Regions from separate parts of the Homo sapiens genome. Here region 2 is linked to region 1. Evidence: read pairs that join two places in POLR2A ChIA-PET (ENCODE). Cell type or tissue: HCT116. All regions are shown on one strand. Each heading gives the region's core, and the rest is flanking DNA. Links, peaks and the distances in the headings are about the cores only.

The links. Peaks named below come from ENCODE experiments on the same cell type or tissue, not always from the same donor. Only the 100,000 strongest peaks of a DNase experiment are listed, where the experiment ranks them.
Region 2: POLR2A ChIA-PET joins it to region 1 with 5 read pairs; 1 of 35 experiments calls an interaction of 5 or more read pairs at or near these places.

What each region holds. Positions count from the first base shown.
Region 1 is chr15:71,428,132-71,436,623 of GRCh38, reverse strand. The region is part of intron 7 of THSD4 (thrombospondin type 1 domain containing 4); the gene reads right to left. Among named protein-coding and RNA genes, the nearest start is that of THSD4-AS1, 240 kb to the right of the region's middle. In HCT116, for the core only: no CTCF peak of the experiment used is centred there; no DNase peak of the experiment used is centred there; H3K27ac peaks cover 4,080 bases.
Region 2 is chr15:71,971,786-71,980,277 of GRCh38, reverse strand. It overlaps MYO9A (myosin IXA), which reads left to right. Exons shown (of 42, transcript NM_006901.4): 12 at 1,986-2,107. It also overlaps a transcript of MYO9A-AS1 not described here. Among named protein-coding and RNA genes, the nearest start is that of MYO9A-AS1, 17 kb to the left of the region's middle. In HCT116, for the core only: no CTCF peak of the experiment used is centred there; a DNase peak (open chromatin) is centred at 4,577.

The DNA of each region.
Region 1 (8,492 bases), core at 213-8,212:
TTTCCCTTGGTCCCTACAGATGAGGTGCTGTGAACAGGATAACCGAAACCACTCTGCTCTTCTGGAAGCCAGATTCGAGGGAACCCCAGACCTGATATGCCAGCCAAAGGGGAGAAATTCTTATCAGTCACTCTTGGTCACTCTTTGTGAAATCTGGTTAAGTAGGTGGTAAAAATAACTGTCTCATTTTCCTTTCCAAATTTAAGATTAATGGGAGAAAAGCACTTGTTTGACTAGCATTGAGTATAGCAGCTCTGGTGTATTTTTATTATGAATATTCATATTATCTAATCCTTCTCTTTCCAGAAATAGTCTTTGTTTTTTCCTTCGTCTTTGTCTTCCTGTTTTGTTTTGTCATAAATAAGGGTATCACAGGGTAGAAGTAGGATAGAACATAGGCCTAAAACCCCTATAAGCCCATTGTCTGAGCTGATCTCCACAGACTGGTGAGTTTTATGGTTCTCATCAGACCCGCATCTATTTAAGACAAACTGTGCTGTGGGTCCCTGAAATGAAAACCGGATGAGGGTCTCCTTTCGTCTTGCTTTATGCCCTTCAGAGTTGACTTGTAACCAAGAGGGAGCATTCTCCCTTGGTCTCTGCCTCTGGGGGTGTGATTTTCAGGTCACGTCCAGTAGCTAGTCTAAAAGCACTGGGAATCCTGAGCCATGTCAAATTTTAAGCAGCACTCTCTTTTTCTCCCCAAATGTGCCAAGCTGTCAGTGGAGTCTGTCCTAAAAGGAGTTCTATCCATGAAGGGCTTCTGTTGCTTCCATCTTTGTTGCCTGGTTAGTGCTGGGAAAGTCTAATCCCTGAAGTGCCTGCCCTGTGTCACAGGCGTCACAGGTTGGCAGGTCTGTGACTAGAGGCACCCCCATGTGGCCACGTGTCCATGTGCTCATAGGGAGACCAGCTACACCATCCTTAACCGCCTGTGGCAACAGAGATCTGCTATCTTAGCTTATTTCTGGGAGTAAATTTTGGGGAGGATCATGAAGGCTGCATCTTTCGCACCCATTTAAAAAAAGATGCCAATTTTGCCTGTCGTATTCTAAACCCGGAAAGTTACCTCAGGGACTTTCCATGAAAAAAGCCTTTTTGGCTTGAGTCACTTATGAGATAAAGAAATTCTCTAAATTTAAAAGACTACTCTTTAGAGAGCTATAGTCTTAAACAACTATCTTATTGGTACCTATGAAAAGAAACAAAAGAAAGATAGCCTAAAAACTCCCTTGGCAAGATTTTTAAAAGGCAGAAATCAGATCTAAAACAATGTTAAAATCCTTTGTACATGTAAACTGTCTGCTTTGGAGCCTTTGAGGAATTTGCAAAAAAGACACTCTGGCCTGTAGTTTAGTGACTAGGATTCTGAACTTTCTCTGCTCTGTCTGGGGTTGGTTTCCCAGTCAGAGAACCAGTCCCTTGGAGATATAAATCCTTTAACTAAGAAGAAAAAAAAAATGAAACATTTATAAGGATTTGTTTTAATTACTTGTTTTGAATTTATATTTGTTTGACTCTTGACTTTTTGGAGCACACATTTGTCATTGATCCTTTTCCCTCCCATGAACAGCTACTGTTGTGCAGCTCATCTTTAAGTTTCTTTTTTCTTCTAACTGTCTTAGCGGGTGGCTCCGGGTCTTGGGAGGACTGTTTCTTTGCACCTCTTTAGAGATGAATCATACATTCTTGGTTAAGTCATAAAAGGCTTATTGATTTGCATTCAGAATCACCTGATAGATGCTTTTAGTTTTTTAAAAAATTAAAAACCCAGAATATGTGCTGTTTGTCCCCATTGAAATCTAATAATAAGAAATTGTAAAGGATTGTTTCAAAAAGAAAGGTCTGTGGTTAGAAATGGTTAGAAATCAGCTTCATTAAAAGCTGACATTCAGACTGCACTTTTTTTAAGCTTCTCCGTTCTCTTTTGGATATTGTTCTCCCATAAGAACTTTTTAGTCAGCTAGATTCCCTTTTCTCAAACCCCTGGTAACTAAAACTTCACAGGCCTTTTGGAAAACTTCATCCCTCCACGCTAAACTATCTCCTCTACAACTCATTCTTCCAACTACTTTTGCCCCTACTTCCTTTTGCCACCTTCAATACTACATGAAGAGATCTAGAGGAGACTTCTATCAATCCTTAAACCCCTTCAGAAATTAAAAAAAAAAAAAAAAAAAAAAAAAAAAGGGACCACTGACCTCTTTTTGTTTTGGGATTCCCTGTCTTCCTCATAACACTCCAAAACTCGTGGGCAGGTTCCTCTCAGGTCTAAAGCTCTGCTCTTTTGCACTGATCTGCTTCATCTCTTTGGCTTCTGTGTACATAATGTGTGTTACATGCTATGTTTACATGTATGCATATGTGTATACATGTGTTTGTATGTTGTTTAGATGGTACCGATTTAGAAATACGTAAATACTCATAAATCAAGTAAATAAGCCCAAATGCTTTTTTAGGTTCAGGTTGACATTAATAAGCCTTTGGTAAATAAAGCTAGCTTTAAAATTGTTGGTAAAATAACATAAAAATGGCTTCAGAATTTAATTAGGACATTTTGCCTAGGTCTGTCAGACAGACTTATGCTGTCTCTGCTTGATGTTTTAGTGTAATAAAACTATTGCTTTTGTAATAATTTTTGATGCTTGTTTGTTTTGTCTGTGAGCTAAAGCTCTAAGGGCCGGCTAATGGGGTTCCCCAAAGTTCTGTATACATCTTGCTGTGAGCTTATGCCTTTGGTTTTGAGCCTCTGGATTTTGAGGTGTAGAAAGGTGGCCATGGTGAGGCCTGGGGATATGTGTGTGTGCAGCACCTGGGCCATCAGCTACAGGGCAGGGCCCAGCCTAACATGGCCCCATCATTCCTGGCCCAACTCTGTCTCCTGGCCATGTTGGGAAGGGTTGGATCCTCCTGGCATCATCTTCACAGCTGTTTCCTTTGTCCTGGGCTCTGTACCTAGTATGTGAATCCAGAACAGACAGGCCCTGCCCTTCATAGCCACCTGTGTGCCCAATGAGTACCTGCGACCCAGGATGACTCAGGGGACACACTGGGGAGGGTGTCTATGTCCAGTATCTCAGAGGCCTTAGTTAATATGACACTGGCTAGTACAAGGATAGACTGGTTTTGCTTTTGCAAAACAAACAAACAAACCAAAAAAAAAAAAACAAAGAAAAAAAGTTAACTTAAATGGCTAGTTTTGTTCCCCATAAGCAATTAAGATGTAATTGTTAAGAACAAGTAAATTAGGTAAATATGAATGGGATAAACATTTATAGACAAATGTGTCAGTTCAAAAAAATCTTTTCAGTAATTTAAAATCTTAAAGTCATGTTATGTTAAATAATAGATTAGCATGAAATGTCTGTGTCATATCTAAATAAATTAAAATACTAAAACATTAATTATTAAACATAAGTTTAAGCTTACATACTTTTGGCTTTTTATTTCACAAAGAAAGAATAAACTTACTAGTAAATATGCCGTCTTCCACATTAAAAAACTGTTCTACAGAAAAGGCTGTTTCTAAAAATTATAAAATATATATTTATAAAATGTTTTGGTACACAGCAATTAAGTTGCTTACTTTTCAGGTTTTTCACTGAAAATTAAGGTTACTAAGAGTTAAAAGTATAATTAGAATATGTAATCAAAACTACCAGAAATAAAGGAAATAATTCTGTATACAACACGTACAGGGAGGGTAGGAAATGTTTTTGGTGAGGAAGATTATTAAAAAGGCATAAGGATGTGGTTTTTGTTTAAAAAGATTATTTTGTCTACTTTAGAGGTTATTTAAAAGTTGTTCCCAAATGAAGAAATAAAAAGATGGTATAGATAAAACTGAATAAATATAAAAAGTTGAAAAAGAATAAAATAAAACTTTAAGAGGTTATAAAAGTTTATAAAAATTGTATCATATGTGGTCAAAGCTGACTATACAGGATAGGTTTATTTATAAGATTTCATTAAAATTAGCTTTAGCATTGATACTGATGCAAAAATAAATTTTGGTTGTCTCTTGCAAGCAAGATTTACAAATATTGACAAAAAAAGATTTTGTTCACTTTTTGAGTAAACTGCAAAAAAAAAAAAAAAAGAAGGGAGGGAAAGGAACAGATTATATATGCTTCATGCTGTTTTTACTGTGTCTTTTGATTATTTGGAAAACTGAGTCTCCCGTCTATCAAAGAGTAAAGGTTTTAGCTTTTTGAAATCTCTAAATTATCACTTTGGTTAAACAAATGATTGTTTCACAATGACCTGTGATTCTACTTTTGATCAAGTCTTTTGAACATTTTTAAAAGACTTCAAAATCAAATTTCAAATTCTAAATTAAGTCTTTTCAACCTTGAACTACTTTTGAACATTCCAGAAGGGCCTTTGGAAGGTCCAGAGAGACGTATTAGGCATACTCAGTATGTTAAAATCACATGGGAAGCATTGGCAAATACAAAATGGTGTTTAGTTTTCCTTGAGTTATATTTGTATAAATGTGTAATATGTGTTCCAAAATAGTACGCGAGTCCTAGAAATCTGATATGTCTTGGTTTATGTTACCAGTCATAATCGTAATGTTAAATCTTGTATGCCACAAAAATAACCAGATCTCTTTGTGTGGAGACAAAATGACTCCATCTTGGATGTTAATCCACCATTGACTTCTGAATGACCCTATTTCTGTGAATGCCTCCTGATTTCTTCTTAATTTATTGTCCTTAGTGTAAGAATATGTGCTCACTACAAATCCCGATTTTAGATCAAAGCAACCTTGATGTTATCACATAAATTATAGGCTATGACACATATAACATTCTTGGTGTTCTGGAGGGTTGCCTTGAATTGTCTTGCTGGAGCATGTATACCTTTCCCCTATGGTATACAAGCCTTGGGTCTGGGAAGTAACAGTGTAGATATCGACCTGTCTTGCAGCCACCCAAGACCACGTTTCTGTCTGTAAGTTCCCCTAATAAATCATCATATACCAACAAACTGGATTTATCTGCCTCATTTTTTGGTTTCTTGGCTCCTTTGGCATTTGAGAACTGCTTTTTACATACAGATCTTTCACAGAACACCTTGTCGATTGCATCATTATTGTGAACTCTCATAAGATTTTTAACCATGGCCATTTTAAGTCTTGTTGTCCACAGTAAATTGTTTTACTCTGATGCTTCTCCTGAAAGACATTTGCAAGTGTTCTGTCTTCAAGAAGGTTCATGAAAAAAATAAAAAGCTTCTGACAGCTACCCTGAAATATAGACCTCTGCTAATGACTTTGAGATTATCCAGTTGGACTGTATAAAAATTTTAATAATTCCAATGGAAAAAGCTGGACTCATAAAACTGTGAACTCAACCAGCAGAATAAGAATTACATGGGCATCAACTGATTAAGGATTATGATATTTTATGGCTTTAGGTTTGAACATTACTGATTCTTTTTGTTTTGTTTTCCAAAGTTAAGGAGCTTCCTTTTATTCCTCTTAAAGTTTACAGCAATTGGGTATAGTTTTGTGAACAAAATTGAAACATTTGCCTTTCTCTCTACCTTATCCCTCCAAAATGTTGAAATTCATGAATATTCTTATTTTATGGTAATGTAGTTATTTGCATAAGCTCAGTAAGAATCTGTTCTTCTTGTAACAGAACACAATTGGAAACACTGGTTATTTTACCAAGGCCTTGACTGGAATGTCATATTTTCATCTATGACCAGACAGCTTTACAGAACGGAGGCTGACATTATGAAGCCAATAGAAGCCCTGGGAAAAACTGGCCTAGTACCTTACATACACATTTCTTATGGCTGCCCCGTGGTAGGTAAAGAATGTAACTCTCTTTTTTTTTTTTTTTTTTTTTTTTCTTGAGACAGAGTCTTGCTCTGCCATCCAGGCTGGAGTGCAGAGATGCGATCTCGGCTCACTGCAACCTCCACCTCCCGGGTTCAAGTGATTCTTGTGCCTCAGCCTCCCGAGTAGCTGGGATTAGAGGCGGGCACCACCACGCCCAGCTAATTTTAGTATTTTTAGTAGAGACACCATTTCACCATGTCGGCCAGGCTCAAAAAGAGAGAAATTCACTCAATTTGTGTAGTTATTACAGACGTAGTCTGAGGGCAAGTCAAATCTTTGATTTAGCTTACAGCCTTGAGAGGCTTTTAAAAGTCTAATCTGAGATTCCTTATAAAAATTTTCAGCAAAGCCAACTTGAAAAGTGCCTATATAATAAATCATTATTCTAATTGTACTTTATGCAAGTAATCAGGCCAAGTTAATAAAACTAACTTATTTTACAAACAAATTAGTCTCATTATGAGTATCTTTGGTAGAAATGGAAGGCTAAAGAGAGAAAAGTTACATTTCAGAAGAAAACAATGGTGCATCTGTTGTTAGATTCTAGCCCTGTTCATTGTTTTTGAGTTTTTCTCCTACCCTTCTGACTTGGAATCACTAAAAATTAAAATTTCTTTTTTCCTAAGGCCCTACAAGCTGAAGCTAGTAAACTTGGCTTTGAAAAAAAAAAATCACCACAACAGCTTATATTTGAACAAACTTACACACAAACTAAAATCCAGGAAAATCTATCACATTGCCACTGGCCCTCTCAGCTGACTGCCCCCATGACTCTAAAAGAAACTAGTTTATAGACCACCTCAGACATTAATGTTTGTTTTTCATCTGTTTCCATAAAAATATCTCTTATTAAAGATCTGTTTGCCTGTGTCATGGATAGAGGTCTAATTTTGAGAGCCCATCTACAATACCATCTCTTAAAATGAGAAACTACTGTTTAGTTGGGTTGGCCTATTCTCAGGAATGAGAGACTGGTTTAATGGGATCTTTTACCATTCAGCTACTAACTCTATTTTCCTCTCCACAGTCACTAGCTCATCTGTTAACATGTGAAATGTCCAGGAAACTCTGAGCTCAGAAACGAATATCCCAAAATGTGGCACTTTGATGTGCTAAAGAAGCAACCTCATGGTCTTTCTGATCTCCCTGCTCCTGCTTCTCAACCCTCCATCTCTCCCAAAGGAAAGGATGAAGCTGTTCTTTGAAGCTCTCTTATTTGCCCAAAGTCAAGACCCACCAAAGAAAATAACTACCTCTGCCCCTTCCCTTAGTTTTCATTAACTTAACTCATATTGAGGAAGAAAGATTCAAGTCTGTCAATACACCTGGACAGACTTTTGTCACAAACCACTGTCTTCTATTCTGGTCCTATTCAGTATTTCAAAGAGAATCATTTACCACCCATTGTCTGCTCTGTGGGCCCAACAGACTTTGTCCCAGGCCACTGTGTATTTTCCAAGTCCATTAATTTCCCCCTAACAATCGTTTACTATCCTCAAATTGCCACATATTCCCATCTCTTTCCTCTATGGAGAAGGGTATATAAACATCTGTATCCCATTGAGCTACTGGGCTGTCAGATTCTCCTCCGATTTTCCTGTGTCACGCATTTTACAATAAATGTCGTATGCCTTTTCTCCTTTTAACCTGCCTTTTGTCAGTGAACCTTCAGAGGAGGAAGTGGGAAGCTTGGCCCCTACAGCAGCATGACTGGTAATGGTAAAAGACTGGAAACAACCAACATGTACATCACAGTTAGATAAATGATGGTTGTTCCTAGTGTGCGATACCATACAAATGTAAAATGAATGAGCATGTTCTCTAGATATTGAAACAGAAAGCTCTCTAACACATGCTAAGGAAGACAAGCAAGGGAAGAGCAGTGTCTGTAAAACGCTCCTGTATGTGTCAAAAAGAGGGGGAAGATAATATGAATTGGCTTGTAGATGTAGAAAAATATCTGCATTAAAAAAGAAATTATCAACCACTGGTTATTTCCTGTTGGGGCCCTGGGGAACTGAGTAGTTTTGATGTTTGAGTCATATAAATGTAGTATCTATTAAAAATATGAAACAAAGAATTCAAGTGTTTTCATCTGACACTTTTGTCCTCAAAAACCCATTTTAACCTATTTTTCTAAGTCTTTTCTATTACATTAGTGGTGCTTCTAACTACTTGGTTTGACCTGAATTTTGCCAGGAATTTAAATGAGATGTCCAAATATGGTGTTCAGGTGACGAATGTTTCCTTCACATCTTCACTCAGATGTCCAGGTCCTACTTGAGTCATCATTAGGCTAAGCAGCCTATGTTAAAAAATCGTAATAATAATTAAAAAGTCTGAGCCTATGTCAATATAACTGGTGAATAATATGAGCTGATTCTGCAAGGATGTGCACAGGGGCCAAAAGGAAAGGGGGCTACTGCTTCCTTGGCCCTATTAGTCTGAACAGAGACAGCATGGAGTTTCCCCATACAGCACAGTTTTCTAAAGTTTTATTATGTGCCTTGTGGAACAGTACCTGTAGAAGTGACTTTGCATACAATGAGTATTGCATAGCTCTGTATATATACCATAACAGATCCTACTTAGACAGTGCTTCTAGACTGTGCTTAGGGTCAGGGATGGTGGTGGGTTG
Region 2 (8,492 bases), core at 213-8,212, 540 kb before region 1:
ATGTAGTTTATAATCCTGTGTTTTCACTCAAAGATAAGTATAAATGCACACCAAAAGTTTTGTGTGGAAATGGTCATAAGACGTTATTTTTAATGACCAAATATTAGAATTAAGAGCAGTGTCTATCAGTAGTAGAGTGGGGCTTGACTTGTGCCTATAATCCCAGTGTTGTGGGAGGATTGCTTGAGATTGCTTGAGGCCAGGAGTTCGAGACCAGCCTGGGCAACAAAGAGAGATCCTGTCTCTTAAAAAAAAAGAAAAAAGTAGAATGGGTGAACAAGTTATTGTATACAGATACAATGGAATACTCTACAGCAGTGATTCTCAAAGTTTATTCCTTCTCTCTCCTCAATAATAGCATCAGCATCACCTGGAACCTTTTTAGAAATGAAAATTCTAAGTACTCTATACCTACTTAAGCAGAAATTCTGGGGATGGAGTCCCAATACTCTTGTTTTTTAACAAGCCGTTCTTGTGATTCCGTTGTATGTTAAAGTTTTAGAACTAATGCTTTGTAGCAGAGTTTGGCACACTTTTTCTATAAGGGCCAGATCTTTTAAGGCTTTTTGGGCCATATGTCTCAACTCAGCTGTTACATTGACAAAGTAGCCATAGACAATATGTAGCTGAGTGATTGTGTTGTTTCACAATGCAATTAAAATGAATGAACTTCAGGTACATCCAACAAAATGGTTGTGTCTCTGAAACATTAGCTGAATGAAAAAAGAAAAGAGACAAAATGAGTATGTGTTATGTGATTCCATTTAGATACTATTTATAAATAGGGGAATCTTATTGATTGTATTAGAAGCTGACTTTGGGTAGGAGGGTTTGGATAGTCCTTGGGAAGAGATAATGAGGAGGACTTTTGGACTTCTAGTAATGCCTATAAAAATCATTAAGCTCATACTATCTAGTGTGTATATTTTTCATGCTGCAAAAAATTGGGGGGAAATACCTTTCTTACTGCCATTGGGGAGTGACCTTTATATGACTATTTCTTATGTGTGAAATTGTTAATTAAAAGAAAAGAATTAAGTATTTACCTTTCCTAGTTAGAGTAACTATAGTTTATGTTAGTGTTCATTCTTCTTTACTGGATAATAATGAATACAGAAAGAATGATGGAATTTCAAAATCAAAAAGAACAACAAAAAAGAATTTCAAAATCACTATTTGCAGATTGGCAGTTGACTTGTGCTGCAAGTACTGTAAGTGAATGCTAAAACAATTAGGTACATGGGATATTTTACCTGATGCCTAAATACCACTGCAGTGCAGAAACATATCTCCTTTACATTCTCAGGTGCATTTTTTCCTTAAAAAAACCATCTAAAAAGTGAAAGTATCACAAGGATGAATAGAAGAATATATCTCCATACAGGAAAGAATAAGAAAAAATGGAGCGCTTTGTAAGATGATTTTAAGTAGTTACTCAAGACCTGAACCTCGAGTTTTTTAACCTTAGAATTCAAAACCTTTTCTTTAAAAAAAAAAAAAGTCCTAAAGATTATATTTTGCCAAAGTTTAGTGTGTATGAATTCCATATAATTACTGGAGGGTGATGGGGTCCCACTTTTCCCAGAAATTGTTTCATTAAATTCATTGTTGATAATCCAGGAAATATAGTGCTTTTTGATGGCTTAAAGTCATGTGGGAGATATTAGCCTTTTTTCTTCATTGTACGTTTTTACTTAGTGGAGTCATCAGGTAGTGAGACTAAAACAAATCTAGCCCTACATTTTGATTAGAATGAACTTAGAACTGGCATTCTAACAAAAAAAATTTGTGGCATGTCTTTTTAAGAGAAAACAAATACGTTGTATTAAGATTTGTACAACTGAAATTATACATTCTTTCATTGTGTGGATTGGTGATTTTTAAAATCTTAGAATTTTAAGCAGGGTAAAAGCTTTTCAATCTATATTATATACCTATTTTCTGCAAGATGAATAAATTGTTATTTTATTTTTTGGTTTTTCTAGGAGGAATATAGAACTGAAGGTATCAGCTGGCACAACATAGATTACATTGATAATACCTGCTGCATAAATCTTATTAGCAAAAAACCAACAGGACTGCTTCATCTTTTGGATGAAGAAAGCAAGTGAGTGTGATTCTTTTCAATTTTGTTATTGGCTGTTTTGGCTTTTTATCTCCTTTTAAGTTTAAACTTTTTTCTTACATTACCAAATAAAGAGCCAAATTTTTTTTGTACAATTTATTTTTTTATTTATTTTTGAGACGGAGTCTTGATCTGTCACCCAGGCTGGAGTGCATTGGCCCCATCTCGGCTCATTGCAACCTCCACCTCCTGGGTTCACGCCATTCTCCTGCCTTAGCCTCCAAAGTAGCTGGGACTACAGGTGCCCGCCACCATGCCTGGCTAATTTTTTGTATTTTTAGTACAGACGGGGTTTCACCGTGTTAGCCAGGATGGTCTCGATCGCCTGACCTCATGATCCACCTGCCTTGGCCTCCCAAAGTGCTGGGATTACAGGCGTGAGCCACCGCGTGTGGCCACAATTTTTTTTTATATCTGTGTGTTTCTAGGTAATTAGGATGGGCTTCATTACTTGAATTCATTTTTTTCTTAAGTTCTTCTAGATTTATTCAATACACCTTGATGTCAAACTTGTTGACTTTTTTTTTTGGTTACATGTTTCTTTCTTTGTAAATTGAGCTTCATGTATGAGATGTGTTTGTAGTTTTCATGTTTAGCAGAAAAGAATATCGTGATAGGCCAAACGTGGTGGCTTATGTCTGTAATCTCAACACTTTGGGATGCCAAGGCGGGAGGAGCACTTGAGGCCAGGAGTTCGAGACCAGCCTGGCCAACATGGTGAAATCTTGTCTGTGCTGAAAATATGAAAATTAGCTGGGCATAGTAGTGCAGGCCTGTAATCCCAGCTACTTAGGAGGCTGAGGCATGAGAACCGCTTGAACCCAGGAGGCAGAGGTTGCAGTGAGCCGAGATGGCGCCAATGCACTATAGTCCAGCCTGGGCGACAGAGCAAGACTTTGTCTCCAAAAAAACAAAACAGAAAAAAGAATGTTATGGTAAATTAGTAATGTCTGCCATGATCGTGCAGTGTAAGTGGCAACATCTGCCAGTTATTTACTATTCCTTGATAACACTGTTCAATATAACTGAGTTAAATATATGCTTCAGAAATAATGCTTTATGTAGCATTCTTCAGAGTATTCTCAACAATGTATAAAATACAGTTGATTATCCTAAGAGATGGCAAATCTAGATTTGGAGAAACTGAGATGAGGTGGTTGTGAGGTTTTTATGACTGTTTAGTAAAAAATTTAGAAATTGAATTTATTTACCTGATTTCTAGTTTAATATTCATTAGACAAGATAGAAAGTATTGAGGATTTACTATTAGAGGTAAGATGATTGTGTAAGGTGGTAGAATAAAAAGCTAACAGAAAGAAGACTGCTAACAGTTTAGTGTCACTCTGACCTACTCTATCACTAGTCAACTTCCATTAATCTAAAGAAATTAAAATGCTGTTAACACAAGTAAAAAGTACCTTAATTTTCTGTCCAGAGTTTTGTAAAAGTTTCTTGCATTACTCTATATGCCCCAACATAATTATTGTCTCTCATAAAATTGTAAGGTTTGTAATTCACTGTTTGTATACCCTACCTCTGGTATATGTTTATTTGGGAAGGCTTTATAGGTGATTTTGATATTCCGTGTTGAGAACCGTTGTGGTTGATAATGGAATGATTAGCATTTCTTTTTGTTTGGGGAATTTTATAGTAACAAAAGAAAGTTTAAGAAACAATCCAAGAAAAAAGATTATATAGGTAGGAAATGGAGGACCTGAGAGTCAAACCTGTCAAGTATTTCTGACTAATAAGCTTGTGCTTTGAAGTATTATATTGCTTCCCTGTAATATTTAGGTGTTAGAGTCAGAAGTCCAGGACTTGTATCCCATTTCTATAACTACTGTTACAGAAAAACTCTCAAACTGTGTTTTTCCTTTACTCTAACACCACAGTAATCAACACAGAAGACTTCTGTGACCAAATGTGTGGGGTTTTTTCCCCACTAATAAGCAGTGGACACCAGCTGGGTATCCTCTATTCAGATTTGACACTGTCTACCTGGAGGTAGTATCAGATCCCACAGATCGAGGGCTCAGTCCCCAAAACTGCACCTCACCCCACCTTCAGACCCCCGCCTGTAATCCATGCCTCCAGAACTTCTGACCAACCAGGTTCTCCTTGAGTTCAATTAATTTGCCCGAGCAGCTTGCAGAACTCAGGGAAAACGAAACAATGAGGAGCTGCGTAGGACGAGGTGTGGGGGAAGGAGCACAGAGCCTCCATGTCCTCCCTGGGTGTACCACCCTCCAGGAACTCCCACATGTTCAGCTATTCAGAATCTCTCTGAATGCTCTTTTTTGGGGTTTTTATGGAGGCTTCATTACATAGGCATTACTGACAACTGTGTAGAAATGTGATTGGACAAAAAGAGTATGATCTCATACTAATAGACTGAGTGAGAAACCCAGTAAGGCCTGTTTGTCTAGATTCTTCTTGGCCTCTCTGTGCAGCATTCTTTCCTTCAGAGTATGGGGCAGGACCCTTTCTGGAATGAGGATCTTTTGATTCACAATCAGATTAGAGACCTGCCTTGGGCAGGTAAAAGGAAGACAGGAGGTTAGAGAGAAAGATTCTGTTTCCTGAGGCTTGCTCCTGTGACCTGCTCCTGAGACCTAAAGCACTCCTGTGACCTGCTCCTGAGACCTAAAGCACCCCAACATTATAACAAAAGACTACACCAAGGGCTGTGGTAGTTAATAAGTCAGGAACCATGGACGAAAACCTACACACACACACACACACACACACACACACACACACACGATAAAATCACGTCATAGGCCAAAGGGCTGTGGTAGTTAATAAGTCAGGAACCATGGACGAAAACCTACACACACACACACACACACGATAAAATCATGTCATAGGCCACGCCCTGGCTTTCAAACATGGATCCTTTACATCATCAAAAGAATATACAACTCAAACATACTGCTACATTACTAGAATCCCATTCAGTCATTAGTAATTAGTCCAGTTCATTATCATGTTGTATGAATATGTCTCCCAGGGAGAGACCACTCAAGTTTGCAGGCTTCCTTTCAGTCTTGTCAGATTCCAGAAGCAGGAGCAGTCTCCGCAAACATACAACTTTTACCTTTTGAGCATCTCTTATAACTGAGTTAAAGACAGTGTCATCTCTTGCTCTGAGCTTCTTTAAATGTGTTAATGTAATGTTGGATTTCCCTCAATGAATAACCCATTTATTCCTGTCTTTACCCTCAGCTGCTATTCCTCCTCTCCAGTAGTTCCCAAACTTTTCCTCCTTTGGAAGGCACATTAAGAATTGCCACTGTGCTGGTTTAGATTGCAGACAACAACTCTAGTCTAGCAAGTACCTCCTCCTCAGTCCACTCCCCTTTAGATAGGGTAAATTACATGGGTGCAGAACTAGTGAGCTGTTTTTATGGCCAGGAAAAGTAGTAGTTGCATTCACTCTTAGCCCCAATTTTGCTAGATAGAGTGAAGGTACAACCCACCCCCATTATGCCCTTAGGAATTTTGACTTAAGGTTTAAAAATGTAGTTACAGTTTCTTGCTTAGAAATCATCCCTGCTTCCAGCACTTGCAGTTGCAGCCCTTGTCCTAGGACCACTGCATCTGGTAGCGGAGAGAAAAAAAGTTTTTTCTTTTTGAGGTCATCTGGGGAAGAAAAAAATTATAGTTGTTATACCAGTGTACTCCTCCCTTGGGAAGAATTGGATAGTCATACCAGCACCTTCCCCAACCGCCTCTTTCCCAGATGAACCAGAAAAACAAGAAAAATCTAAGGGGATGCTCCTTTAGTCCCACTCATGTTGAATGTGAGCACACACTCGTGAAAGCATGCAAGCCAGCCCTTCATTCTTTTATCTTCCTGTGTTTTAGACAACCAGTGTTTTAATTGCCCATCCTACTCCTTCATCAAACTGTTACTCTGAGGAGGATTTTTTTTTCCTCTTTGTTGGACATGGTAGGCTGTACAATGTGTTTCTCGTTCTGAAAAGATGATGATTGTCCAAATCCATGCGATATTTTCTGTTTTTTGGTTTTTGTTTGTTTGTTTGTTTTTTAAATGGCACTCTGAGCATTTGCATCTTCCACTGGGTAAGGAAAGCTCACTTCAGAGTCGGTGACTATTCCTGTCAAGACCCATTCATTTGTAGCCCCCCAGGGCTACCAGCATCAGTCTCACTTACCTTCTACATTCAGGGTCTTCCCACTAAGGAAACTGCCACATAGCCATTGGAAGTCTCAGACTCTCTTGCTGACAAAAAGAACAGTTCTTATTGGCATTTTGTGCTTGAGAGAAGGTGTAAGAGGAATGTCTAGATTTAGCGCTTCTCAGCACTGCTGTAGTACCCCCATATCTGCTCATTTCATGGACCTATGTAGAAGGGACCCCCTTAACTACAGCATTTACTGTAACCTCGTAAGTAGATAACAGACACATTCATTGGGCGAATATCCTTATCATCATAAAGCTAGTCTTACGTAGCTTGCATATGAAGCATATCAGCTGCTTCATCTGGGTTGTTCTGCTTGGCATTTCTAGGGAAAGTTGGGCAATCCCCCTTTCCAGAGTAAAAAGATCATACAGTGGCTTTTATCCAGTCCACTATGCTGGCTGTTGCCTTGGGAATAACGTCCTGTGTGTCTCAATCATGTATAGATGTCTGAGATTGCTTAGTAGTGAGCCCTGTGTCCTACATCAACCCAAACATGTTTTCCACGGTAGCATTTAAACCAAAGCTACTGCCCCTAATGTAGTTACTCTCATAATCCATTTTAGTAAAGGTTCTTTAGGAAGCTAATGATACCAATCTACAAAATGGAACTATTCCTTCACACTATGCAAATTAATTGAACTCAAGGAGAAGCTGGTTGGTCAGAAGTTCTGGAGGCATGAATTATTGGCTGGTGTCTGAAGGTGGGGTGGGGTGCAGTTACTTCGTTTTGCCCTTTTTCCACATTGACTACCTTCTTGGTAACCACATGTCTCAGAGGTACTTTGTTGCCCCTGCACAATTCTGTCCTTGGAGGGTGGCTTTGAGGCCAGCAGCCTGAGCTCAAACAGACCAAGATCTGAGGTTTATCCAGCTTCAAGGACCAACACAGTACTCTCTTTAAATTTCATTTTAGCTATTATAAATAACAATAATTAAGGGATTATTTATTTATAATAGCTAGTTTTATGGCTATTTATTTATAACAGCCAGTTCATTTTTTTTCTTATTAGTTTGCATTTCCTTATGCAGCCAGTGAACCAATTCCCCAGGAGTTGGAACCATCTCTAAATTCCACTGATAACTTTTACCTTTAATAACCGAGCATAGCAGCTATGGCTTCATACCTTGGGTGACCATGTGGCCACACCAGAACAAAGGTTTCTCATCTTCTACCCTTTTATCCTTTTTCTTCCCAAACCACATGTTTCAGTGAGCCAGGGCCTTTTTAGCAAATCTCACTTCTCTGACACCAGTTATTTGGGAAAAACATTAAAACCATGTTTTCCTCTGCTCTCACACCATAACAATCAACATGAAGACATCTGTGACCAAACGTTTGTGGGGTTTTCCCCACCAGCAAGCAGTGGACACCAACTGGGTGTCCTCTAATTCAAATTTGATACTATCTACCTGGAAGTAGCATCAGATCCCACAGATCGAGGACTCAGTCCCCAAAACTGCACCCCACCCCACCTTCAAACACCAGTCAATAATCTACTCTTCCAGAACTTCTGACCAACCAGCTTCTCCTTGAGTTCAATTAATTTGCTGGAGTGGCTTGCAGAACTTGGGGAAACACTTACTTACATTTACCCCAGTATATTATAAAGGATATTGCAAAGGATACAATGAAGAGATGTGTAGGGCAAGGTATGGGGGAAGGAGTAGAGAGTCTCCATGTCCTTCCTGGGCACTCTACCTTCCAGGAGCACCCATATGTTCGGCTATCTGGAAGCTCTCTAAGTGCTGTCCTTTTGGGTTTTTATGGAGGCTTCATTACATAGGCACTATTGACCCTGTGTAGAAATGTGATTGGACAAAAGAACATGATCTCATGAGTGGGAAACCCAGCAAGGCCTGTCTGTCCAGATTCTTCCTGGCTTCTTGTGCAGCATTTTTTCTTTCAGAATATGGGGAGGGACCCTTTCTGGAATGAGGGTCTTTTAACCGGCAATCATATTAGAGGCCTCCCTTGGGCAGGTAAAAGGAGGACAGAAGAAGGTTAGAGAGAGAGATTCTGTTTCCTGAGGCCTGCTCCTGAGGCCTAAAGCACCCCAACATTATAACAAAAGACTACACCAAGGGCTGCAGGAGTTATGAGCCAGGAACCGTGGATGAAAACCTATATATATAAAAATAAATATATATATTTATTTATT